3 separate regions of the Mus musculus genome follow, and regions 2 and 3 are each linked to region 1. A link is a loop called in an ENCODE intact Hi-C map of the cell type or tissue named here. Cell type or tissue: heart. All regions are shown on one strand.

Region 1 (8,000 bases):
CAGGACAGCATCTGGAACACCTCACCTCATAGTCTTTCCTTGGAAGAATCTCATCCTCTTCTTCCTGTGTCTCCCCAAGGATGGTCTAGAAAAACAGATTCACAGAATGGAGATCTTTTAATGGGTTAAGGGTACAAGGAGGGTAGTATTATTAAAATCGAAATTAGCTAGAGCCATCTTCAAAGAGGAACAATGTTTCAAAACCATGAGCTCTACATTTCTATTGATCGGCGAATTCTTTAAATCGTAATGCTCACCTTCAGGACACCTGAAAGATGTCTGATGGCAGCTTCGTTGGAGGAGAAAATTCGTGTTTCATTTGACAATAGACTGACTACGGAATCGGGGGGAATGAATCAATTCTGAGAACACAACTCAAGTTTTCCCAGCTTGCTTTGCACGGGGAAGCTGGATCACCAGTGACCCAGAAAGAGTGAAGGGTAGAGAATAAGAACAGGCCAGAGAAACTACACCAACGGCATGGGCGTCACGTCCCGCGCAAGGGCTCATTCTACAATGCTTGCTTCGTTCAAAACTCAAAGAGAATATGGACGGCATTAATTCAAGCTGGCCGAGGCCCTCCCTCGGAGTCCAGAGAGAGGTTATAGAACAGAACTCTGGCTGGGGCACGCGGAGGTAAGCTGGATGCTTCCCGAGCCCAGGCAGCGGTCTCCGGGCCCCACCCGCTGCCACCTGCAGGCGCGGTCCGGCGCGGCCCCACCCCCGGCAACGCCTCTTGTCATCCTGTCATCCCTCCGTAGCCACCCCTTCCCCAGCCAGGCAGCCGCTCACCAGCTCCTCGGGGGTGCGGCTCTCCCGTTCACCGCAGCAGCAACACCACCGGCAGCAGCAGCACACGGACCCCCTGCACCCCGCCATCTTCCTCCTTTGCTGCCGCTCCGGACCACCTAGGCCAACCCCCCTCCCACCCAGGATCCGCGCCTCACGTGACTGGCCCCGGGAGGGTCACGTGGCCCTCTCGAGCTCTGGGTCCGGAGACAGGGAGTGGCTGCAGACGGGTGGGGCGAGGGCTCGCGTCACATGACGCAGTACTTGGCTGGCTTCCCCTGAGACCTCTGGGCGCGGCCATGTTGGGGCGGGACTTCCGGCCGTCGTCTCGTCTCGTAGATGTGGCTTCCGCCTGCCGCTCGTCCTGTTTCCCTTAGCAACCGACAGCTCCGCCCCGCCTTCTTCGCCAGCCCTAGGGAGGTGGCACCCTCGCCGCCACCGATCTGACGCAAGAGGTAACGCAAAAGGCTTGGGACGCTGCGGATAGATTCGCAGAGTCGGGAACACACCACCGCAAGCTAGACCTGTGGGCAGGCGGTTAGGTGCTGGCCGGCCCTTTGCACGTGAAGGCTCCTTAGGGCCTATGAATACTCATGGAGGCTGTCACCCCAGCCCCACTACCTGCAGGAAGGTATCTCAAAGTTAAAGGAATCCTGGATCTGGGGCAGTGATCCAGACCCTGCAGCCTTCTGGGACCCGCATCCCCGCCACGGCCTGTGACCCATTGACCAGGTGACCCGATTACCATCCCTCAGGCCATGGTGGCTGCCTGCCATAGTGTCTGTCTGTCTAGCTCTCTCGCTCGCTCTCTGGGATTTTGTTTGGTTTGGTTTGGTTTTCGCGACAGATTCTCTGTGTAGCCCTAGCTGTTCTGAAACTCTCTGTAGATCAGGCCTCGAACTCCGAGATCCATTGCCTCCTGCGAGCTGAGATTAAATATGTGCGTTGTCATGCCTGGTTGCCATAGTCTCTTAAACCCATCTCCCTGACAGCATCTGGAAAGGAAGAGTGGACCGACCATTAGTTTCAACGCCCAGGTGTCCATAGCATCCTGCAGTTCACATGCATCTATCACAACTCTTCCGGGAGTGGTGGGCTCAGTGTTTGTCAGTCTTATTTAAATGATCAGTAGGTGGCAGCGAGGCATTTTGAGATTGGTGTGGAGGTCTTGGCAGTTTTGAGCCCAGTGAGTACTGCCTGTTTTACTACTCTGCCAGGCACTGGCGATGCCACGCCTGAGACTGGTCTTTCTGGTCCAGTCACAGGCAGGGGACTGGACAGTAGAAGGGTAAACAAATTTGTCGGTTCACAGGCTCATCCTTGTGTGATTTGGGAGCTCAACTAATAATGGATAGGGGGTGGGAACTGTTAGAAATGCTTAAACCGAGCCGGGTGTGATGGCGCACGCCTTTAATCCCAACACTCAGGAGGCAGAGGCAGGCGGATTTCTGAGTTTGAGGCCAGCCTGGTCTACAAAGTGAGTTCCAAGACATCCAGGGCTCTACAGAAAAACCCTGTCTCGAAAAACCAGAAAAAAAAACAAAAATGCTTAAACCTTGGAGCGGTTTGCTGTGCCTGAGTCAGCTCCTCCGGTTTTGTTCCAGCAGTGAAAACGAGGCATTTCCCTTGGGTGGAGGAGGAAGGCCTTTGAAGGCCTTTCTCACTCTCCATGAGAACCTGGCAGTTTTAGGTCAGAACAGAAGTGGGACAGATAGATTGGGAGTAACACTGGCACTAAGTCTGGAGTCCAGGAGGGGAAAGAGCAATGGATTTCTTCCGATTCTTGAAGCTGAGACCCAAAATGGTACACTGACTTAAGAGGTGGAAGTTTCTGGAAAGAAACAAACCTGACCTGGTTTCTCTGTTGCTCCACGTCACCACACAGATAGCCACTACTGTGCTGGCCCACTGCTGTGCAGTGGTAGTGTTTGCTTCTTTTCCAGACTAGACTGCAGTATGGCCCTGTGCCCTGTTGGAAGGGCGTATGTGGTAGACTGTGGTCACTGATCCTTTTGACTTAATTGGCGTGTTTAGGGAGAGCTGCTACCAGGGCAGGCACAGATGGAACAACCTTTGTTCAGAGTTGGACATAAATCCATCCCTACCCTCGGTGACTTCAGTCCACCTGCCTCTGCAGCCCAGCCCGTGGCAAGTTCTAGCTCACAACACAACAGTCTTTTTGAAGTAGTGTGATCTCAGGAGATCTGGCTGCTTGGCCATGCTGCAGAAAGCCTATATAACACGTTCCAGGCGAAGCCAGCCACAGTGAGCTGTTCTTTCTTTGGTGGGGGAAATCTAGTGATCCTGAATGGCTAATAGCTAATCTCTAACCCCTGCCTGCCCACTCCTCCCCTCCCCCACTCATCTTCCTCCTTTGACTTGCGCCTGAGCCTTCTCCAGCCGGGAAACCTTACTCCCGCCCCTTTGCGTGGCCCCAGCTTCAGCTCGGGGCTCTTTGTCACAGCTCCGCCCAGTTGGGCACACCCTCCAGGAAAGGTTCCTTCCCCACTCACTCTGGGTCTGAGCAGATCGGGATGAACCATCAAAAAGCCAAGGTCCTCCCAGCTGGGCACTGTTATCCATCCCTGGGGATGTGGGCCTCAGAGGCTGGCTGCGTGAGGCTTTCTGTGCCACCCTCTATCAGGTAGCTGTCGCCTACGATCCGATCTGTGAGCTGAAGGACCCAAGAGCCGCTCAGTGGGAGGTGGTCATACAAAGAGGCAGACGACAGCAGGGGCGTGGGGGGGAGGGCAAAGCTCTTGGAGCCTCTGGGTAGGAGCTGCAAGACTCTCACCCGTGCTGACTGATGAAGCAGTGACTGCCACCGGAGCCGCCTGCTCAGGTGTTGGGTGTGCATGGGGTTTGGCTACCAGCCCTCTAATACCCCCGGCCCCCACCCTCTACAGCAGGAATCCAGCCATGGTGAACGAGGCCAGAGGAAGTGGCAGTCCCAACCCGCGATCTGAGGGCAGCAGCAGTGGCAGCGAGAGTTCCAAGGACAGTTCAAGATGTTCCACCCCCAGCCTGGACCCAGAGCGGCACGAGAGACTCCGGGAGAAGATGAGGCGCAGAATGGACTCTGGTGACAAGTGGTTCTCCCTGGAGTTCTTCCCCCCTCGAACTGCTGAGGGAGCTGTTAACCTCATCTCCAGGTGAGTAGGGAGGTTAATCGCGGGGGTCGGCAGGCTCAGGGGAGCGTGAGCTGCCCTTTAACCCGGCAGGAAAAGGCTCTGGGGAGGGAGGGGAGGCAGGAAGAAGCAGAGGCGAGACAGGGAGTTTAGTCTGTGACTTATAACTTCTTGTCTGTGAAAGTCCCTCTGAAGCAGCATTAGATAAGTTTGGACGAACTCTCAGTGAGCCAAAAATGTTCATTTTTCAGGCTGCATTCTTTGGCAGAGCTTGGGGCTGGCTCATGAGGAGCTTAGGAAGTCAACAAACCGCAATTCAGGGAATGTGTTGAGCTAGCTGGACACAGAGAGAGTGCTTTTCCAAATCAGGAAACACCACATGTTTTGTGATAGCACTTTCTGAATTCCAGTTCCTTTTCTTCAAGTCAGAGAGTGATTTGTAGACCACAAGACCCCTGGGCTACGTCCTGCAGCATCACAAAAATGAGAGAAAGGAAAGTCAGGCACACTGGTATCCTTAATACCAACACTCAGAGGCAGGAGGATAAATAACTGTGAGTTCAAAGCCAGCCTAAGCTACCTAGAATCCAGGCCAGCCAGCCAGGGTTATGTAACGATGCCCTATCTTTAAAAGAGGGAGGAGTGTAGCTGAATTGATGGAGTAAATAGCTTGTCAGAAATCTTAAATTTGATTCCTAGCACTGCATAGACAGGGTGTGGGAACATGACTGCAATCCCAGCACTCAGGAGGCAAAAGCAAGCAGATCTGAGGTCAAGGATAGCCTGGTAGAGAGCCAGGCATGGTGGCACACACCTTTATTCCAGCACTTAATAGGCAGAGGCAGGCAGATCTGTGAGTCTGAGCTCAGCCTGGCCTACATAGTGAGTTCTAGGACAGCCAGGGCTACATAGTGGGACCCTTGTCTTGAAAACAAACAGCAAACAAAGAAATACTCAGCTACATAGGGAGTTTGAGGTCAGTCTGGACTACACGAGACCCTGTCTCAGAAACAACCACAAACATTAATGCCTTTTAATCCGTATTTGTCACATGCTGTTTTCTGGGTCCTGAAATCAAGACCCTGATGTTTAAACACACCATTATAGCTTTAACAGTGCTGATGCCCACAAAAGCTTTTGAATCTAGTTCAGGAACTGAGCCTTCCTCGGCAGGACTCTTGGCTGATGCAAAGAGGCCATGGTGGCAACACAAGAGTCTGTTGATTTCTCTCTGCCTTCCCTAAAGTGAGGCTCTCTGCCCACCCACTACTGAGATTCCTGAACCCTCAGCTGTCAAGACTCTTAAAAAGCTAGTGTGTTCCACTCTGAGAAGCGCAGAATGCTGTTCACACAAAATAGTGACATTGTTATACATCAGTGTGATAACCATTGAGGCACTCACTGAGCCCGGGCCCTGCTCTGAGGAGGCTGCACAGCCATCTGACCCAGAACCCTGATGGCTGTCCAGTAGGTACTGTCACCTGCCACACCTGACAAAGAATCTGCGGCTCCATGCATTACTAGGTCATGTGCCTGGGAAGTACTGCTCTGATACCAACTTGCCTTCTCTGAGCTCCTATTTACCCCAGGAGCCTACTTAAGGAGGAAATCCCCTACAGGTTTGACCGGATGGCAGCAGGGGGCCCCCTCTTCGTAGATGTTACCTGGCACCCAGCTGGAGACCCTGGCTCAGACAAGGAGACCTCCTCCATGATGATCGCCAGCACAGCAGTAAACTACTGCGGCTTGGAAACCATCCTGCATATGACCTGCTGCCAGCAGCGCCCGGAGGAGATCACAGGCCATCTGCACAGAGCCAAGCAGCTGGGCCTGAAGAACATAATGGCGCTGAGGGGAGGTGTGGCGCCAGCACCCCTCCTCTTTGGGTTCTTGCTTTCCTGAAGGCTTCTCCTGTCCCCAGACAAGTCCTTTACTTTCCTTGGGCTCTGCACTAAGCACATCCAGGGCCAGCTTGCTGCAGGAGGATCAGTGATCAATCGCTGTGGGTAATGAGTCCATTGTGGGTGTCACACAGGTGGGATGGCCGTGTCTACAGCTTGACCTGTCTACAGTTCAGCTGGGACATGGCTTGTGCCCAATAACCCTGTTAGAATTACACAGGGCCATCAATCGGTTGTGGCACTGTCTGACCTAGTCATAGAGTGAGTGCTGTGTTGGAATTTCCCAGGAGCACTGGGAGCTTGCTATCCTCAGGGCACTCAAGAGTGGTGGGTGGGAGCCTGGGGGGGGGGGAGATCTGTGGCTTCCGCTCCCACCACAGAGCTCCTCTTGATGAGTAGAAAATCCACCCAAAACCCAGGAGCTCTTCCAGAGCAGAGAGGTGGGAGAGGGTGTCTGACCACACCCAGGGCATCAGGGCGAGGCCAGGCTCAGTGGAGAGCCACACCTCCTCTGGTCCCACCACCAATGGGGCACCTGCAGAGTAAGCCTTAGTAGGCATTTGACAACTGACCACTGCCCTGCACCTCCTACTTGCCAGGTGCCAGGCTAGACTCACATAATAGGAAGTCTCGGCCTTTGAGGGACCCTCAGCCAAGTGTAGGCATAGATAGAGGGAACAAGAAGACTCTGGAGGTCAAGGGACACCCAGTGACCATGACCTCCAGCAACCCTGCAGACCCTGTAGGTGACCACTGGGAAGCAGAGGAAGGAGGCTTCAGCTATGCCACAGACCTGGTGAAGCACATCCGGACCGAGTTTGCTGACTATTTTGACATCTGTGTGGCAGGTAAGTGAGGACAGAGAAGGGTCAGGATGAGAGGATAGCCAGCTAGTCTTTAGTTCAGGACGTGTTGATTGGGTGGATACAGAGTGGGGGGACACAGAGGTGAACTGAATGGCACCAGTCCTGGCCACCTGCTGCCCCACAGCCCCACACTACTCCCACTCCAAAGCTTTCCCCCCTCTGCCTTCTGTACTCAATCTTCTCGTGGGGGGGGGAGGGGGGAAGGGGGAGGATGTGCTATGGAAGACTCCGGGGACAGGATTCATTGAGCCCTGAAAGGTGTCAGGAACTGTGGTCCTTCATTCCCTCTGTGTCCACAGGGTCCTGGGCTGGCTTCTCACTGTGCATCTGCTGCATGAGAGGCCCTCATAGACGCACTGTCCTAGGCCTGAGTCCTGCTTCTGTGTGTGTGTGGTGTCAGCTCCAGGCAGCCCCCACTCTAACTCTTCTCAGTGTTAGCTCTCAGTTTCTAGGAAATGAAACTCACACTGGCTTAGCTCTAATCCTTGCACTAAGGGATGAGGAAGTGGGTAGAAGAGAAGGATACAAGTTCAGGGCCAGCCTGAACTTGTCTTAGAAATCCAAAGCTGAAGAGGGAAGATGTTGGTGTAGGCCTTTAATGCCAGCACTTGGGAGGCAGAAGCAGGAGGATCTCTCTGAGTTCAAGGCCAGCCTGGTCTACATAGCTAATTCCAGGACAGCCAAGGCTACACAGAGAAACTCTGCCCAGAAAAAAGAAAGAATCCAGAGCTGTAGTTTGGTGCTAGAGAGCTTGTATGTGCTAGAGGTACTAATGTGTGCTAGAGGTACTAGTGTGTGCTAGAGGTACTAGTGTGTGCTAGAGGTACTAGTGTGTGCTAGAGGTTCTAGTGTGTGCTAGAGGTACTAGTGTGTGCCGGGTCCCGGGTTCCATCAGAGCTTGCCTCACCTCATGTGTGCCAAGTTCTGGGTTCCATCCCCAGCACTGACAAAATAGATAAATGAATAAGTGCCTAAGTTATGGAGTAACATATCAAGTAGTAACATTTTATTCAGCGTGTGTGTGTGTGTATATTCGTGTGCTCACGAGTCCAGGTCAGAGGCCAGCCTTCAGGAACAGTTCTCTTTCTGCCATGTCAGTCCTGGGATTCAAACTCAGGTGGTCATGCTTAACAGCAAGCACCTTTACCTATTGAGCAACCCATGGGCCCTCAAATAATATAATTTAAAAACAAAGTTTGCAGCTTTAGAATATTGTCATATGAGAATGGGCTTTCTCCAACCTCCCATTCGCGCATGCTCCTCTCAGCTGGCTACATAACCGGCTAGGAAGCACTGCTAAAGAATCAAAGGAGCAG
Region 2 (8,000 bases), 110 kb after region 1:
CAAGCGGTTCAGCAGCTTGCTCCCACCTCGGGCCTGCTTCCTCCTCCAGCGAAGGAAGCGCTACTTAGAATCTAGTCCCTACCAGACAGGCGACTGGATCTGCCCCACCCATGGGGAGGGGCAGAGCTGTACCTCCTCTGGCTTTGTTTGTTTGGTTTTTGGTTTTGTTTTCTTGAGACTAAGTCTATTTATCCAGGAGCTCACTCTGTAGACCAGGCTGGCCTTGAACACACAAGAGATCCACTAGCATCTGCCTCCTGAGGCTGGGATTAAATGCCTGAGCCACCACTCCGTGTCCAACCTCTTTCTGGGTTTCTCTGAGGATTCTGGTCCTAGTGAAAATTAACTCACAAAGCATTTATCAAGTGAAAGTGGAGTTTCAAGGCAGGAGGTCAGCCATCCTAGCTTAACCCATCTATTCTATTTTGGAGTGAGATAATTAACTTTGACAAGCATTGTGCATCTGTTGCGTGCTGGGCTCAACCAAAAAATCAGTAAAGTTCTCGTCAAGGTGACTGCAGAGCCTGGCATGGCCACCTTGGATTGCACTCCCGGGCATGAGGGCTATAGGGCTGAGGGCTCTGCCCCTTAAGCTGGGGGATGCCATGGCCACACTCCTGAAATGCTCAACCCCTCTTTATAGCATGGACTGCAGCCACACTCCTGCCTCTCTAGGGCCAGGCAGGATTGTCCATGAACCAACCCTCCCCTCCAAAAGCCGCAGGGCACACAGAGGCTGGAAACATTTTATTTGGCTATGTAACAGGAGGGATGGAGTGGTGCTAGGGTCAAGGGGGTAGTGTGTGAATTGACGCTCCCACCGATGGGGCTGGGGCATCTTCAAGCCACAGAGGACTTGGCCAGGTCCTTCCACTCAAAACCCTGGTCCATCCTACCCCTCATCTGGCCTCTCATCCGGAGTCTTCTGGGGAGTCCTGCACTCATTGGTAGGATGACAAAGATAGTCTGATCCTGCCTATCTGGTACCAGGCCTGACTTTAAAGCCAAAGCAGAGAGCGTACAGCAGCTGACCACCAGGCTAAGGACTGGCCAGCAGAGCCTTCTATCCTAGATCTGCCTTATGACATCATTAAAGGCAGTCCCCAAGCCTGTCAGATATGTTGTCTGTCCCTGCTCTCCAGGGCCCTTGAGGAGAACAAGGAGAGAGGTCAGGGGTAGAAACAGGTCTAGGCAAGCATGAGAAGTATGGAGACCTGTTGTATCTGCCTATCCTCAGGCACTGCACCCTTAGAGGGGCAGCTTTGCTGGAGAGCTAGAGAGGAGGGTGGCCCAGACATTAGAAACTCCACACACAGGCAGCTGGGGGCAAAGGCTAACAATGAGGTCTGGGAGTTTCCACCTCCCCTTCCCAAGCCTGGCCCTTTCTGACTGTTTACTAATTAGGGCTCTGAGGACTGGGGCTCAGGAGGCATCAGGGCAGCGGGGGCCCGATGGTGATGCTGCTGTTTGTGACTCTCGGGCCGTACCAGCCGGCCCAGTAGTGAGTGTCCACGCCTCCGTGCTGAAACCAGATGTAGCGGACGCCGGGAGGATAGTTGGAGAATGTGTGTGAAACCTGAGGCAGGGGCAGACAGAGGGGAGCAGTCAGGTCTACTCTGTAAGATCTGTCTCCACTGAGTTCGAGGCCGGCCTGGTCTACAGAGTTAGTTCCAGGACAGCCAGGGCTATACAGAGAAACCCTGTCTCGGAAAAAACAAAAAACAAAACAAAACAGAAAACAAAAAAAACAACAACAAAAAAGATCTGTCTCCAAAAACAAACTCAGGGGGACTGGAGAGATGACTCCATATCTAGGAGCATTGACTGCTCTTGTAGAGGACCAAGGTTCCATTTTCAGCACCTGCAGGGCAGTTTACAACCATCTGTAACTCCAGTTCCAGGAGAGCTGAAGCCCTCTTCTGGCCTTCTAGGCACACAGGAAAAACCACTTATATGCGTAAAATAAAAATAAATCTTTTTCGAGAAGAACAGAGGGACAGAGCTGGGGGTGGGGGGAGATTTATCAAAAGTGCTTGTGTAGCCTGCTGGAAGCCCTAGGTTTCATCCCCAGCACCATGATGGTACACACCTTTCATTCTAGCATTCAGGAGGTGAAGGCCGGAGGGTCACAAGTTCAAGGTCATCCCTGGCTACCTAGGATCCTAGAGGGACCCTATCAGAAGACAACAAAAGAGCTGTAGTTCAGTAAAGTACTTGCCCTGTAGAGCGACACACACACAGCCCTGTGTTCAGTCCCAAGACCACATAAACCAGGCAGGGTGGGGGTTAGAGGCAGGAGGACCAGGAGCTCAAGGTGTCTTCTGCTATGTAGCAAGCTGAGGGCCAGCCTGGGCTACATGAGACCCTGTATCAGAAAATCAAAACAAGAAATAAAAACTAAATTAAGTTAAAAAAAAAAAAAAAGAAACACGTTATTCAGCCTAAATCCAACTTACCCTAGGGAAGTTGATGCAGTGACAAGTCACTGATACAGTGTCAACAAAAGTCACTGATCAACTGGCAACTCAGTCCTGTCTGTCCCTTCAACAGGGCTCACTTGTCTGAAGCTGCTTTCCCACAGCAGCAGCAGAGCTGAGAGGCAAGTCCTGTGTATTAATCAGGGCTCTCTAGAGTCACAGAACTTATGGGTAGTCTCTATATAGTAAGGGAATTTGTTGATGATTTACAGTCTGTAGTCCAACTCCCTTATAACGGTCAGCAGCAGCTGTGACTGGAAGTCCAAGGATCTAGCAGTTACTCAGTCCCACAAGGCAAACAGGCGAAGAATAGACACCTTCCTTCTCCCAATGTCCTTATATAGGCCTCCAGCAGAAGGTGTGGCCCAGATTAAAGGTATGTACCACCATGCCTGGATCGGGGACTTGGATTATTTCCCTTGGGCCTAAACTTCCCATGGCCACTCTGTCTCAAGGTTTCCATGCTATGACCCAGGTCAGAAACTTGTATGTCCCAGCCTCAAGATCTGGATCACTGGTGAGCCTTCCAATTCTGGATTGTAGTTCATTCCAGACACAGTCAAGTTAACGACCAGACCAGGAATAACCACTAGATCCTGTGATGGGAAGGTTGGAGCTGTGGGTATGTTTGTTTATGCAAACCACTTTATGCAGTACCAACTTCTTCCAGAAGGTGGCCCAGGAGCTGGAGTTGTGAGGCCCAAATGTTTTATTTATTTGTTTGCGTATTTATTTAAGATGTATTTTATGTACGTGAGTACACTGTCACTGTCTTCAGACACACTAGAAGAGGGTGTCAGATCTCATTAAGGATGGTTGTGGTTGCTGGGAATTGAACTCAGGACCTCTGGAAGAACTATAGATCAGGCTGGTCTTGAATTTAGAGATCTACCTAGGATTTAGAAAATCCTAGAGCTGGGATTAGAGGTGTGTCCCACCACCGCTCAGCTGTCCTTGAACGTTTTTATTTTATTTCTCTGTGATACGGAGTTGAGCCAGCACATGCTAGGCAGGCGCTCTGCCACTGAATGCTATCTTCAGCCTTTTTTTTTCTCCACTGTCCACTGTTTCTAATTTTGAGACAGGGTCTCCCTAGGTTGCCAGGGTAGTTAGCCCTCACCCATTGCTGCTTCAGTTTCCCAACACTGGGCACTTCCGGTTGCACACCTTTAGTTTATTACATGTGTATGAATATTTTGCCAGTATGTATGTGTATAAACTATGCATGTGCTTGGTACCTGCAAAAGACCGAAGAGGGGATTTGAATCCCTTGGAACTGGAGTTACAGGTGGTTGTGAGCCACCATATGGGTGGTATGATTTGAACCTGGCTCCTCTGAAGGAGCCAAAGTATTATGAACTATTGAGGGCAGTCTTTAGGCCCAGATATTTACTTACTTTTTAGCACTGGGGATGGAACACAGGGCTCTGTGTATGCTAGCTAGGCAATCGGTACACCATGGAGGCATCCTTTCTGGGAATTGCTTTTGGGTTGGGGCTCTCTCTGTCTCCCGACTCTGTTGTCTAAGCTGGAAGCTTACTCCTATTCTTCTACTAAAGCAAGTGAGGCCCAGGTTCCCATGGGGTCCTTGCCCACATACCTCCCTCCACTTGGCATCGCTTTTCTGCTGAATCATCACCGGGTCCGGCTGGAAGGTTCCCAGTGGTGCGTGGGCTGACGACAGGAGTTGGACGCACAGCTGGTACTTGGACCCGCAGTCTGGCCTGGCTGCAAACCTGCAGATAAAGAGAAGGAAGGGCCCTGTGAAGACCTGGGAGATAGGGGGCAGGGCAGGGGTGGGGCGCCTGGGTGGCAGGCCCCCCCCCCAGACCCTCGCCCCAGCACTCACCAGTCCTTGACCTCGATGTCCGGCCGGGTGGTGTCCATCAGCTCCTCCCAATACCCTTCAGCCTTGAGGTCCACCACCTGGGACTTGAGGCAGGTGCTGGGGGAGGGGGAGGAGGGGCTGAAGTTCAGCACTGGACCCGGATGTTAAAACACGCGCTCCCCCCACCCCAAGGCCCTAGATCTTACTAATAGGAAGTCACGAAGTATTTCTTGACCTGGTCATTGGGGAATTCCTTTCGCTGGTCTTTAGAGAGATCCTCTACCTTCCATTCATCGCCTCCGTTCACGTCCAGGCTCCAGAACTCAAATCCCTCTGTGGAGAGAGCAGAGTCTACCATGCAGGAGGCCCCTCAGGACAGCGTCTCGGAGCATCCCTGCCTCCTACTCAGAGCTGGGACCTCTAAGCTGCCCTACAGCCCGTGTGTTGTAGGTAGTGCACTGGATGCTTCTGTGTGCCATGAGCATAGGTAAGAGACTCCCCGTTGAGCATCCTGGATGACCGGACTCCCTCTCTAATGGAGAGTGTTCTGGCAGACAGACTTGAATCTCGTTCAACTCCAGTAGCAATGGGCTGTGTGGCTATAGATGTGTTACTCTCCTTCTCTAGCCTTGGTCCCTTTGCCAGCTACCATCAAGCATAGAGGTTAAATTCTGGTTGCGTACACCTGCCATCCCAGCAGGCCGAGGCAGGAGAATTGCAGTGAGTTCAAGGTCAGTCTAGGCTACAGCGTGAGTACCAGGTCACACAGGGCAATATAGCAAGACTCTGTCTCAAAAACAACAAGGCCAGCAAATGCCTCACAGGTAAAGGCCCTTGCCCCCATGCCTGATGGCCTGAGGCGAGTAACTGAGGATCCCATACCTGTGCAGCAGCATGTACAGCCCCCGCCCCCCATGACCTAACACATAAATAAATGTTGAGAGGAAAGGCTGGAGGGGGGGCTTTCTGCAGAGTGCCATAATATCTTAGGGTTGGAGGCTATACATTTTTCTATTTTTATAATCCTTTAAAAAGTTAACTCAGCTGGGCATTGGTGGCGCACGCCTTTAATCCCAGCACTTGGGAGGCAGAGGCAGGTGGATTTCTGAGTTCGAGGCCAGCCTGGTCTACAGAGAGAGTTCGAGGACAGCCAGGGCTACATAGAGAAACCCTGTCTCGAAAAAACAAAAACAAAAAAAACAAACAAAAGGAACTAAAATGTTAACTCAGATGGGCAGAGACAGGAGGGTCTCTACCAGTTCAACAAGGTCAGCTTGGTCTACATGGTGAGTTCCAGGACAGCCATGGCTACCTTTAGTGTAATAATAGAGAGAGCCTGCGTTGTGGTGCTTACCAAACAAAGCAAATCAAACCATAAAACTCTTCTTAATCTGTTGGGTTGGTTTGGGATGTAGTCTGCCTAGCATTGTATAACAGCATGGCTGGGGGTGGGGGTGGGGTAGGGGTGGGGCGGGGGTGGGGCGGGGGTGGGGGTAGGGTGGGGCGGGCAGGCAGTGAGGGGTGGGTCTGGGCTGCCTAGACTAACACCCTCACCACTTTTCTTGATGTTTGACCATGTGACAGGAGACATGGTCCTTCCTATATTGTAGCTTATTCTCAGGCTACAGCACAGCCTGGGCTTTAGGGCATCCAGATGACCAGAAGATAATCTGTTCTTGAACCAGAATGCGAGGGAGACTTCATTGCTCCTTCATCCATTGGCAAGGCCCCTTCTGGAACAGTCTGTAGGTTTAACCTGGGGTCTGTGAGGCCTCATTTCTTTTCCTAGGAAAGATTTTAGGAGAAGCTAGCCTCAGATTCATGATCCTCATGCACCAGTCTCCTGAGTGGTAGGATTACAGGTATCAGCACCATTACCAACTAAGGGTAACTGGTTTGCTTTGAGTCAGAACCTCATGTAGCCCAGACTAGCCTGTAACAGATGGCCTTCAACTCCCTATCTTCTTGTGTAGTGTGTGTGTACCTTGACCTCAGTGTACCTATTTGAAAAGTGGGTGCGTCACTAGTCCCTGCATCTAAGAATTATTTTGAGAGGAATAAAGGCCGTAATATAGCTAAAGGGCTCACAGCCAGTGTTTAGGACGCATACTGTGGTCATCTAATAGAGCATGGGTCCTGTTGAGGCATACTCTCCGCACCCACCTTCAGCACAAGGGTTGTGAAGGAGGTTCCTCTGGAGGCTGCGCAGGAAGTAGAAGATCTTCCAGTCAGCCACAGGCTGGTCCCAGTCCTCGGTGATGAAGCCCTCTTGAAGGCACTTGCGCTTCCAGAGTGTAACCAGGTCAATGAGGTCTCGCCAGAGGCTGCAGACCGGTCGGCAGCGCAGCAGCAGTTGGCGAGCTGGGATGTGGATGAACAGTTCCAGCAGGATGTTCTCTGGCAGCTCGTTGATGTTGCCTACTGCCATGGTGGCGTCTCCTAGCCAGCTCCTGTGGGTATTGGAGAGCCGTGCTATACACCGAGCCTTCTCCCTGGCGAGTGGCAATCCCAGCACCCAGGGATAGAGAGATTCCCAACTCTGCGGGGGGCCACAGAGTTGCTGTGCTGTTCTGACCTTCTGTTTCCACAGTAAACGGGACGAGGGGCTGGGGCATGGTAGTTCCCTCCTGGGTCACTAGAAGCTCAAGGTGCATGGGCCGGGGAGTTGCTTAATAAACCATGAGATCTGATTTCCCCCAACCCGGGCACCTAAGAACAGCCTCTAAGGACGCCCAGGGACCTTCCCAAGGTCACACAAACAGGAGAGGAGGGGAGGCAGCTCCGGCTCTCACTGAAGGTAGAGCCAGCCATTTTCAATAGGCCAGCAGTCTTTTAAGAGGAGGGTAACAATGGGAGGCCTTGTGAGCCCTCCAGCTTGCCACTCTTCATTTCCTCCCCATCCCCCACACGGGGAAAGGGACAGAGATGATGATCGGGGGTTATCACTGGCCCTCAGGACCGGTCACGGAGTACAAAGGGCTCAGTGACGTTCTTAAGATCTCAGAGAATATGACCCGTTTACCTGAGCCTGAGGAAAGATGTACGAGTGGAAAAGAGCCTTCCTATCTCCCTCCCGCACCCCCCCCACCCGCCCCGGCCCCCTGCAGTCTCCCATTTATGCTTGGCTCTAAAACGGGCTACCTTGCTCAAGACCAGATTCAGATCTCTGAGCACCGATGGCGTCCATAGCCCAGTTCTTCGAAGCCTCACAGTACAGTGGGGGGAGGGGAGGGGAGAAAGCCTGAGGCCTGGGCCTTAAAGGCGCTAGGCCCTCATGATCGCAGAGCGCGCGCGCCCCCCCCCTCCCCTCTAGGTCTCTGCCCACTGTGCCTCAGTCCCCGAACTGGGCGCTCCCCCTCCCGCAGTCACCTGCGATCCGTCGCGCTGAGCGATCCTGCCAGGCCGTGGGGCTGTACAGCCCGAGCCTGCGTGGCCCGGAAGGCAGACCTGCCTACTGCCCGCCAAACGTCTCCTTGCTGGGGCGCTCACTGCTCCCCTCCTTCTGTCACCTGCTCTTAGCCGGGTTACGTTGGAGAACAGCACCCAAGACACAGCCCCGCCTACTACTCATCAGACCCCGCCCCATCCCCATCCCACAACACTGGCCCCTCTCCCTCCCCATTCTCCTTGTCAACTACTTTTGGTCGCGCTGCGCCATACCCTTGGATCCTGGGGATGAGCCTTACGGACCAATG
Region 3 (8,000 bases), 99 kb after region 1:
AAGCATCCATATATGATGGCTCACAACCACCTATAACTCCAGTTCCAGGTTATCCGATACCACCTTCTGACCTCTGCAGGTACCAGACACATGTGTGGCACACACACACACACACACACACACACACACACACACACACACACACAGAGGCAGGCAAAACATTCATACACATAAAATAAAGAATAGCCGGGCAGTGGTGGCACATGCCTTTAATCCCAGCACTTGGGAGGCAGAGGCAGGCAGATTTCTGAGTTTGAGGCCAGCCCGGTCTACAAAGTGAGTTCCAGGACAGACAGGGCTACACAGAGACACCCTGTCTGGAAAAAAACCAAAAACCAAAACAAAACAAATAATAAATAAATCTAAAACAGAATTCTATCTTAATTATTAATTAATTTTGGAGGAGGACTCTTATTATGTAATTCTGGCTAGCCTAAAATTTGTGGCAGTCTTCCTGCCTCTGCCTCCTACGTGCTAGGACTCAAAGTGTGTGCCACCATGCCCAGATAACCCTTTGGGAATGGATCTAGAATTTTCCATTTCACAGATGAGCAAGCTGAGGCTGAAAGAAGGAAAAGGGTCTTGTGGCTGGAGGAGTATCAGGGTGGTGGAAAGAAGCTGAAAGTGGACAACCAAGTGGGCTGTAGGTGTGGTGGGCTCCCCGAGGACCAGCCCACACTCTGGCTTTGCTTACAGCCCAAGTGCTGGCATCGGAGGTCATAGCTTATTCTTTCTAAGCAAGCTGGGCTGCAGATCAGGCCCCTGGGCGGAGTTCCTGCCATCACACCTTCTTTCTACCTTCCTTTCCCTTATTCACTTAACACATGTTCTGTGTTCTGTGAGGACCTGAGCTGCCCAGGCATTGGGTGGCATGTTAAGCCCCCCCAAAATGAACCAGACAGACCAGGTCCCTCTCAGGAAGCAGGCCAAGCAGCGGGGTGGCGCTTCAGGGTGTGCTGGGACTGACACCAGGCTTCCTGTGATTGGTCCCCTTTCTCTCCTTCTCTGTTTCTACGTGCTCATTGTTCTGGGAACTGGACACAGATGGGAAAGATGCTGAGTCTTTATTAATTAATTAAATTTATTTTTTTACATTTATTCATTTATTTATTGGTGGGGTAGCATGTGTGGGCTTGCAGGAGTCGGTTTTATCCTTCCACCATGTGGGTCCTGGGGATTGACAACCTCAAGGTTGCCAGCCTTGGCAGCAAGCCCTTTTGCCCTCTGATCCATCTCGCCCTCCCAGACGATGCTTATGTGATCCCGTCTGTGGACAGCAACTTGGCTATAGAAGCATCTCGCAGGTCTGCACACTTTGTTGACAAGGGTTGTATCTAATTTGCTTGTGTGTGTGTGTTCATCACACCGCTGAGAACCCTTTTAGCACATCGGTGGAGGCTTAGTCCTTTCCAGGCTGGGGCTTACAGGCTTTTGTTGTTGTTGTTGTTATTTGCCCTCTCTGTTTCTGTATCTCTTGGGAGTGAATTTCCCTCCATCCCTATTGCTGGTCCCCCGGCTAGTTGCTAGTTGTGAAATGCATACACACTTTCTTTTCACCTTAACTTGTAACTTTCCTTCCCAGCCCCAAATTACATATTGTCTCTATGGTGAAAATATGCAAATAACATTGAAAATGGGGATTCAAGAAACAATAAGTTGCCTCATAATGCAATCTCTGTCTTACAGCCATCCATCACACTGATGTAGCTAACGTGAAAACCCAGGCACTGTAGAGCCAAAGGCAGAGGTCTCCAAGGCAGAGGTCTCCAGCTGGTCCCATGTTACCTTAGCCTCCCGCCTATGCCCTTGTTCCATCCCTGAGGAATCTCCCCCACCCCACCTCTACCCTGCATCAGTAATGAAAACGCTGTTCAGGAGCTGGGGGGTGGGGTGGATAAAGGACTCGGTCATTCCCCACCCCACCATGATGAAAACTCACTGCCCTAAGGTCTACAAGGCAGTGAGCTGCCCAGCCAGCTCTAAGTAGAAAGGGCTCTGTTGAACATGGTGTAATGTGGGGAAGGTCCCCGAGTCTTGAGAAGGGTTGCTGTGCCCACTGACGGGTGTATCAATTCCTAAAGCCAAACCAGCATTCTACCGGCTTAAGCACAGGCATGTTACAGAACGCAGGAGAACTCCACTGGCAGCTCCCATAGTTTCGTGGGCACACAGGTTCCCTGGGGAGCTTGTTAAAGAGCAGAGCCCTGCTGTTAGCCTGCCCTGGTCAGGTAAGTCAGGGCAGCTGGACAGCCAGGGTTTAATAGGGTCCCTGGGGACTGAGATGAAGATGTTGGTGGTAGGTCTGCATTTTGAGACCCGCTTTGCTCACATTCCAGGGTAATCCTCCCTCTGGCCTGCTCCTTATCCCTTCCCATGAGAAGGATATGAATATGGAATTGACAGCTTCTGGTGCGGGGAGTGGGGGGTGGGTGTCATACCACATTGCAGGGATGACCTTTAATGCAACATTTCCTATAGAAACAGGACAAGACAACTCTTACATCCTTGGAGGGCAGAGTCTAAATCAGTGGTTCTCAACCTTCCTAATGCTGCAACCCTTCCACACAGTTCCTCATGTGGTGACTCCCAATCATAAAATTATTTTCATTGCTACTTCATAACTGCAATTTCACAACAGTCAGGAATTGTAAATATCTGATATGCAGAATATCTGATATGCCACCCCTGGGAAAGAGTCATTTGACCCCAAAGGGGTTGAAGCCCACACATTGAACCACTTCTTTAAATTCTCTTGGCTTCTAGGCCTGCCATGTCACCCCTAACTCCAGACCATTTCTCTAACCTCAGATTTTCTTTCAGTTAAACAGAAGGGTGTGAGTTAAGCTGAATTCTCACCTAGCGTCAGAACATATTGCATCCGTGAGGCTTTGGTGAAAGAAGGAACGTTCCTGAGCCTATTGTACATCTATAAAGTTGGGCTGTGAAGGCAATACTTAGCTCCTAGGGCTAATAAAGGAATTAATATAAATCAGAGTTTGGGGAGGTGGAGAGATGGCTTAGTGGTTAAGACCACTGGCTGCTCTTCCCGAGGAAGTGAGAGGTAGGGTACTGGGTGGTGAATGGTGGTTTCAATTTGTAGCACCTATATAGTGGTTCACAATCATCTGTAGCTATAGTTTCAGGAGATCTGACGCCCTCTTTTGGCTTTCACCTGCACCAAGCAGTCACATACTGCCCAGACATAGATGCAGACAAAACACCTACGCACATTAAATAAATAGAATTCAGGGTTTGTAATATAAAAGGGTTCCGTATAATGGATATAATTTTCATACTATTAAAATGATCTGAGGCCCTTTCGACTCCTCTGGAATTGAGTCCGTACCTCTACAGGAAGGACCCTGGAGCAGCACTGCTGCCCGCCCCCTCCGCTTGCTCACGACACAGACAAGTCCTCATTAGGCTCGTCCGCAGAAAAAAAAGACGGCCAGGAACCCACACGTATTCTGAAGATTTATTGAGTCAACTCCCAGACACCCAGCCCAGCGCCTACTGGCTGCAGCTTCCAAAGGTCAGCTATTGAGAAGAAACCATGGGACACTTAGTTCTCTAGGGAGGTCAAGCCCCGATGTTACTTGAGTTTCGGGTCGGGGTGGAGCGTCTCGGTTGCTTCTTACCGTTCCCTGTCCCCGCCCCCAAGCCTGCGGATTCGCTTTCGGTTGGGCAAGCTAAGAGTCCGGGGACGTTGACGCTGGACTAGCAGCAGATGTCGCTGCCCTCCCTTGGTACCCAGCTGTGCTTGCAGCAGGTTCTCACTTGCAACTACTAAAGAGAAATGTCCGGGAGGAGAAAACACAGCGATCATACGCAGAGGCCATGGAAATCTCTTGATCGCTCCCACCTGAAATCCAAAGGCGGTTTAGCTCGTTCCTTGGAGATTCCTGTAGCTCAGGCGGGGCTCCGCCCCTAAGCTCCACCCCCGAGCCTGCCCCGCCTCTCCCAACAGGGCGAGGTTCTGATTGGACAGCTCCGGGGTAGGCGTGGCTTATGGTTGTGCTGGGACCGCGGGAGCACCGCGGTGGTTACTGAGGCCAGGGGATTCTGGAGTAGCGCGTTAGGGGTCTCAGACGGTGGTTTCTATAGCCCGGTCGTAGATTGGAACCTGAGGTCGAAACCGGAGCCGGCGAATCGGGGAGGAGCGTAGAGAGGGCGGGATTTCCGCCGAGAGGGATCCGGCTGCTCAGGGGGCGGGGCTTCCCCCGACCGGGCTGCGTTTCCCGCGTGCGGGGTCGGTTGCCTTGAGTCCCTACAGACACCCTCCACGCCCTCCCCCAGGCGGCCAAGGATGACCACCCTCACGCGCCAAGACCTCAACTTTGGCCAAGGTAGGGATCTGAGCCTGCGGGGGGTGGAGGGAGTGCGATCCTGGTTGGAGTCCTGCTCATCAGCTGTGTCCCCACCACAGTGGTGGCTGACGTGCTCTCCGAGTTCCTGGAGGTGGCCGTGCACCTGATTCTCTATGTGCGCGAGGTCTACCCGGTGGGCATCTTCCAGAAGCGCAAGAAGTACAACGTGCCGGTTCAGGTGAGCCCCGGTGCCCGGCTGGATTTAAAAACCTTTATTCTACTTGCAAGCTTCCTCACTCCTCAACAGAGGCTGATAGCGGACAGCCTCCTGTCTCTCACCACCCAGCCCTTCCCTCCCTGAACTCAGATAAATTCTCTGGGTTAGATGGTTAGCTCTCTGGATGAGAGCTGTTCCAAGCTTGCATTTTAAAGGGTTTCTGAGGTTTGGATAAAGAGGATTCCCATTGTCTGTCACCTTCTTTCTCTTTTCATTCTCCCTAAACTCTAAAAAAATATTTATTAGCCGGGCAGTGGTCGCTAATCCCAGCACTTGGGAGGCAGAGGCAGAGGCAGGTGGATTTCTGAGTTCGAGGCCAGCCTGGTCTACAAAGTGAGTTCCAGGACAGCCAGGGCTATACAGAGAAACCCTGTCTCGAAAGAAAAAAAGAAAAAAAAAAAAAAAGAAAGAAAAAAGGGAAAAAACCAAAAAGAATATTATGATTAATTATTTGTCTCCTTGTTTAGTCTTGGCTGGTGTGGAGTCTCCACTATGTAGGCCAGGCTAGCCCGAAACTCACAGAAATTCTCCTGTCTCAGTCTCTCTAGTGCTGGAAACAAAGGTGTGAGCCACCATACCTAGCTTTTTACTTTTTAAGATCTATATTAATTGTGTGTGTGTGTGTCTATGTCTGTTTGTTGGGGGTGTTCACTGAGGCAGGAAGAACACATGGGAACCCTTGGCATTTGGAAGATGGGGGAATCTGACTCTGAAGGTCCGGTGGCCAGTGCTTTTAGTTTCTGAGCTATCTCTCCAGCCTCTGTTTATTATTATTATTATTATTATTATTATTATTATTATTATTTATTATTAGTTTTTTCGAGACAGGGTTTCTCTGTATAGCCTTGGTGCCTTGGCTGTCCTGGAACTCACTCTGTAGACCAGGCTGGCTTCCAACTCAGAAATCCGCCTGCCTCTGCCTCCCAAGTGCTGGGATTAAAGGTGTGTACCACCACTGCCCGGCCTTATTTTGTATTTTAAGAAATCTAGACCTCATGTAGCTAGCCTGGGCTCACAGTTGTTAGGAAGCTGGGGCTAGCCTTGAACTCCTGATCCTCCTTCATCAACATCCCAAGTGCTAGGATTACTGGAGAACATGCCCCAAGCTTCTTTTTTTTTTTTTTTAAAGATTTATTTTATTTATATGAGTACACTGTAGAAGAGGTTATCGGATCTCATTACAGATGGTTGTGAGCCACCATGTGGTTGCTGGGAATTGAACACAGGACCTTTGAAATAGCAGTCAGTGCCCTTAACTGCTGAGCCATCTCTCCAGCCCCCATGCCCAAGCTTCTTGCGTTCGGTTTTATTTTCCAAGACAGGATTTCTCAGTGTGGTTCTGACTGTCTTGAACTCTATGTAAACCAGGCTAACCTCAAACTCCGAGATCTGCCTGCCTCCCAAATGCTGGGGATAAAGATGTGGGCCACCATGCCTGGCTCCCGGTTTTAACTTTGGACACACAGTAGATGTGCTGTCTTCTTCTCAAGTCGCTTTCCCATTGTAAGGGGGTCAGAGGCACTGAAAACAAAGAGCTACTAAGCACCTTGTGTGTGAGATGTTAAGACATTTGCCTGTGGCTACACAGTTTTTTTTTTTGTTTTTTTCTTCCCTTAGATAGGGTTTCTCTGTATATCACCAGCTCTGTAGACCAGGCTGGCCTCTTTCAACTTAGAGATCCGCCTGCCTCTGCCTTCTGAGCGCTGAGATTAAAGGTGTGTGCCACCATACTTGGCCTGACAGAGTGCCTGTCTTTGAGTATCTCTCCAAGGTTAAGTTAGTGATAGGTTAGATCCCTCAGGCAGGGAGAGCTAGGAATGGCTGTTCTTTGTCCAGAGATGTATGTGTGTGGGTTATTGCTGTTTCTCCTATTCGTGCCTTGGAATTTAACAGCCCTGTGGGGTTGTATACAGATGTCCTGTCACCCGGAGCTGAACCAGTACATCCAGGACACACTCCACTGCGTCAAACCTCTCCTGGAGAAGGTGAGGGGGCCCCCGGTCCTAACGGACACTCTGCACCCAATCTGCTCCTCCTTGCTTGTGGGCTGAAGTGCTCATGTCTTTCAACAGCCAGAAGCCTCAGTCTGAAGGCCACCCCCAGCTAGCAATAGGCCCCAGGGTATGTAGGTCACATCAGGGATGTATCAGTTGAGCCAGATCTATGTGGGACCTGCCCTGAAAGATCTGGTTCTTCATATGTCCACATGGCCCGTCCCATCCCTCCTGGGCTGGGCCCCTTGGGTTTTTGTTTGTTTGTTTGTTTCCCTATTATCTTGTCCTGGTATGAGACTAATTGGGGAACCTCCATGGGAGCCAGACATCTCTTCCTGGCCTGTACCATTCGAGAACTGGGAGCCAGCTTGCACTTCTCAATTGCTGGGCTCCTAGGTAGCCTCAGCCAGTGCCCTGCCCTACCTCTCCCTGGGCCTTATGCATAGCTCTGGAGCGGGGGTTCCTGTGCTTGCAGAACGATGTGGAGAAGGTGGTGGTGGTGATTTTGGATAAGGAACACCGCCCAGTGGAGAAGTTTGTCTTTGAGATCACTCAGCCTCCCTTGCTGTCCATCAAGTAAGCTGTCACCCTCCCTCACCTGGTTGCTGCATCTCTCACAGGGATGCCTCTAACAGCGCCACATTACCTTAGTAAAGACCCTGAAATGGCAATATATACTGTTAACATCCGAGAGACACTCTGGCCACAGAACTCTGTGAGTCGGACAGAAGTGACGGTGACCCCTGGGACATCCCAGGAAGTGGTGAATGTTAGTCCCTAGCCTCACTGTGTAGATGGAGAGACCAAGGTCCAGAGAATTGACCTGATTGGCACCACTCAGTGGTTGCAGAGCCCAGGATGCTGACCAAGTTGACTGGTTACCTTGGCATCTCTTGTAGCCACTCAGCTATGTGTTCTCTGTGCCAAGGTAAGGTCACTAGAATCAGGAATCAGCTCCTCCCTGGCTAGGTGGCCTCAGTCAAACCCTTTTTTTCTCTTCCTGTCTCGGGGTCCTGGAGGTGTGCAGGCTTGAGCGGTACCCTGGTGTCCTCTTTGTACCCTGCCTCCATTCTGTCAGGTGGGTGGGACTGAGCTGGCTCTCTCCAGCGCCAAAGGGGTTTGTCCCAGAGAGAGCACTGGGTGCCAGAGTTGGTGGAGGAGCACGGTAGGATGGGCAACCTCCTTTCCCATTCCCAGTTCAGACTCCCTCCTGTCTCATGTGGAGCAGCTGCTTCGAGCCTTCATCCTTAAGATTAGTGTGTGTGATGCTGTCCTGGATCACAACCCTCCAGGTGAGATGCCCGACTCCCCTGCTGTTGCCTTGGTTACCATAGCATGCTGTCTTCTTCCTAGTTGACTGCCCTGAACAACCCTCGTCCTCTCCATCCTCCAGCACCTGAGAGTGTCCTCTCCAGGACTGGC

What was found. Hi-C counts contacts between places; a loop is a spot of excess contacts. Peaks named below come from ENCODE experiments on the same cell type or tissue, not always from the same donor. Only the 100,000 strongest peaks of a DNase experiment are listed, where the experiment ranks them.
Region 2: it touches region 1 in a loop (3-fold over the local background); 2 of 42 quality-filtered maps call a loop at or near these places.
Region 3: it touches region 1 in a loop (2.1-fold over the local background); 2 of 42 quality-filtered maps call a loop at or near these places.

Annotation. Positions count from the first base shown.
Region 1 is chr4:148,037,889-148,045,888 of GRCm38, forward strand. Clcn6 (chloride channel, voltage-sensitive 6) reads right to left here and starts at 925. Exons shown (of 23, transcript NM_011929.3): 1 at 793-925; 2 at 26-85. The coding sequence starts at 879. It overlaps Mthfr (methylenetetrahydrofolate reductase), which reads left to right and starts at 1,189. Exons shown (of 12, transcript NM_010840.3): 1 at 1,189-1,244; 2 at 3,696-3,941; 3 at 5,537-5,775; 4 at 6,556-6,666. The coding sequence starts at 3,709. RefSeq lists promoters at 639-1,277, 1,088-1,277, 1,530-3,323, 3,050-3,323. In heart, a CTCF peak has its summit at 678 (motif pointing left); DNase peaks (open chromatin) are centred at 1,053, 1,903, 3,243, 3,983 and 2 weaker places; H3K4me3 peaks cover 5,438 bases; H3K27ac peaks cover 6,473 bases.
Region 2 is chr4:148,152,069-148,160,068 of GRCm38, forward strand. It overlaps Fbxo44 (F-box protein 44), which reads right to left. Exons shown (of 6, transcript NM_173401.5): 1 at 7,675-8,000; 2 at 6,469-6,755; 3 at 4,512-4,638; 4 at 4,327-4,422; 5 at 4,078-4,213; 6 at 731-1,576. The coding sequence starts at 6,733. The coding sequence ends at 1,433. It also overlaps a transcript of Fbxo6 not described here. Among named protein-coding and RNA genes, the nearest start is that of Fbxo44, 4.0 kb to the right of the region's middle. In heart, CTCF peaks have their summits at 34, 3,147 (motif pointing right) and 3,351; DNase peaks (open chromatin) are centred at 683, 6,900 and 7,100; H3K4me3 peaks cover 1,881 bases; H3K27ac peaks cover 1,961 bases; H3K27me3 peaks cover 781 bases.
Region 3 is chr4:148,136,489-148,144,488 of GRCm38, forward strand. Mad2l2 (MAD2 mitotic arrest deficient-like 2) reads left to right here and starts at 4,002. Exons shown (of 8, transcript NM_027985.3): 1 at 4,002-4,346; 2 at 4,427-4,545; 3 at 6,498-6,569; 4 at 7,054-7,154; 5 at 7,776-7,870. The coding sequence starts at 4,307. In heart, a CTCF peak has its summit at 3,739; DNase peaks (open chromatin) are centred at 3,683, 3,983 and 4,143; H3K4me3 peaks cover 1,876 bases; H3K27ac peaks cover 1,474 bases; H3K27me3 peaks cover 2,652 bases.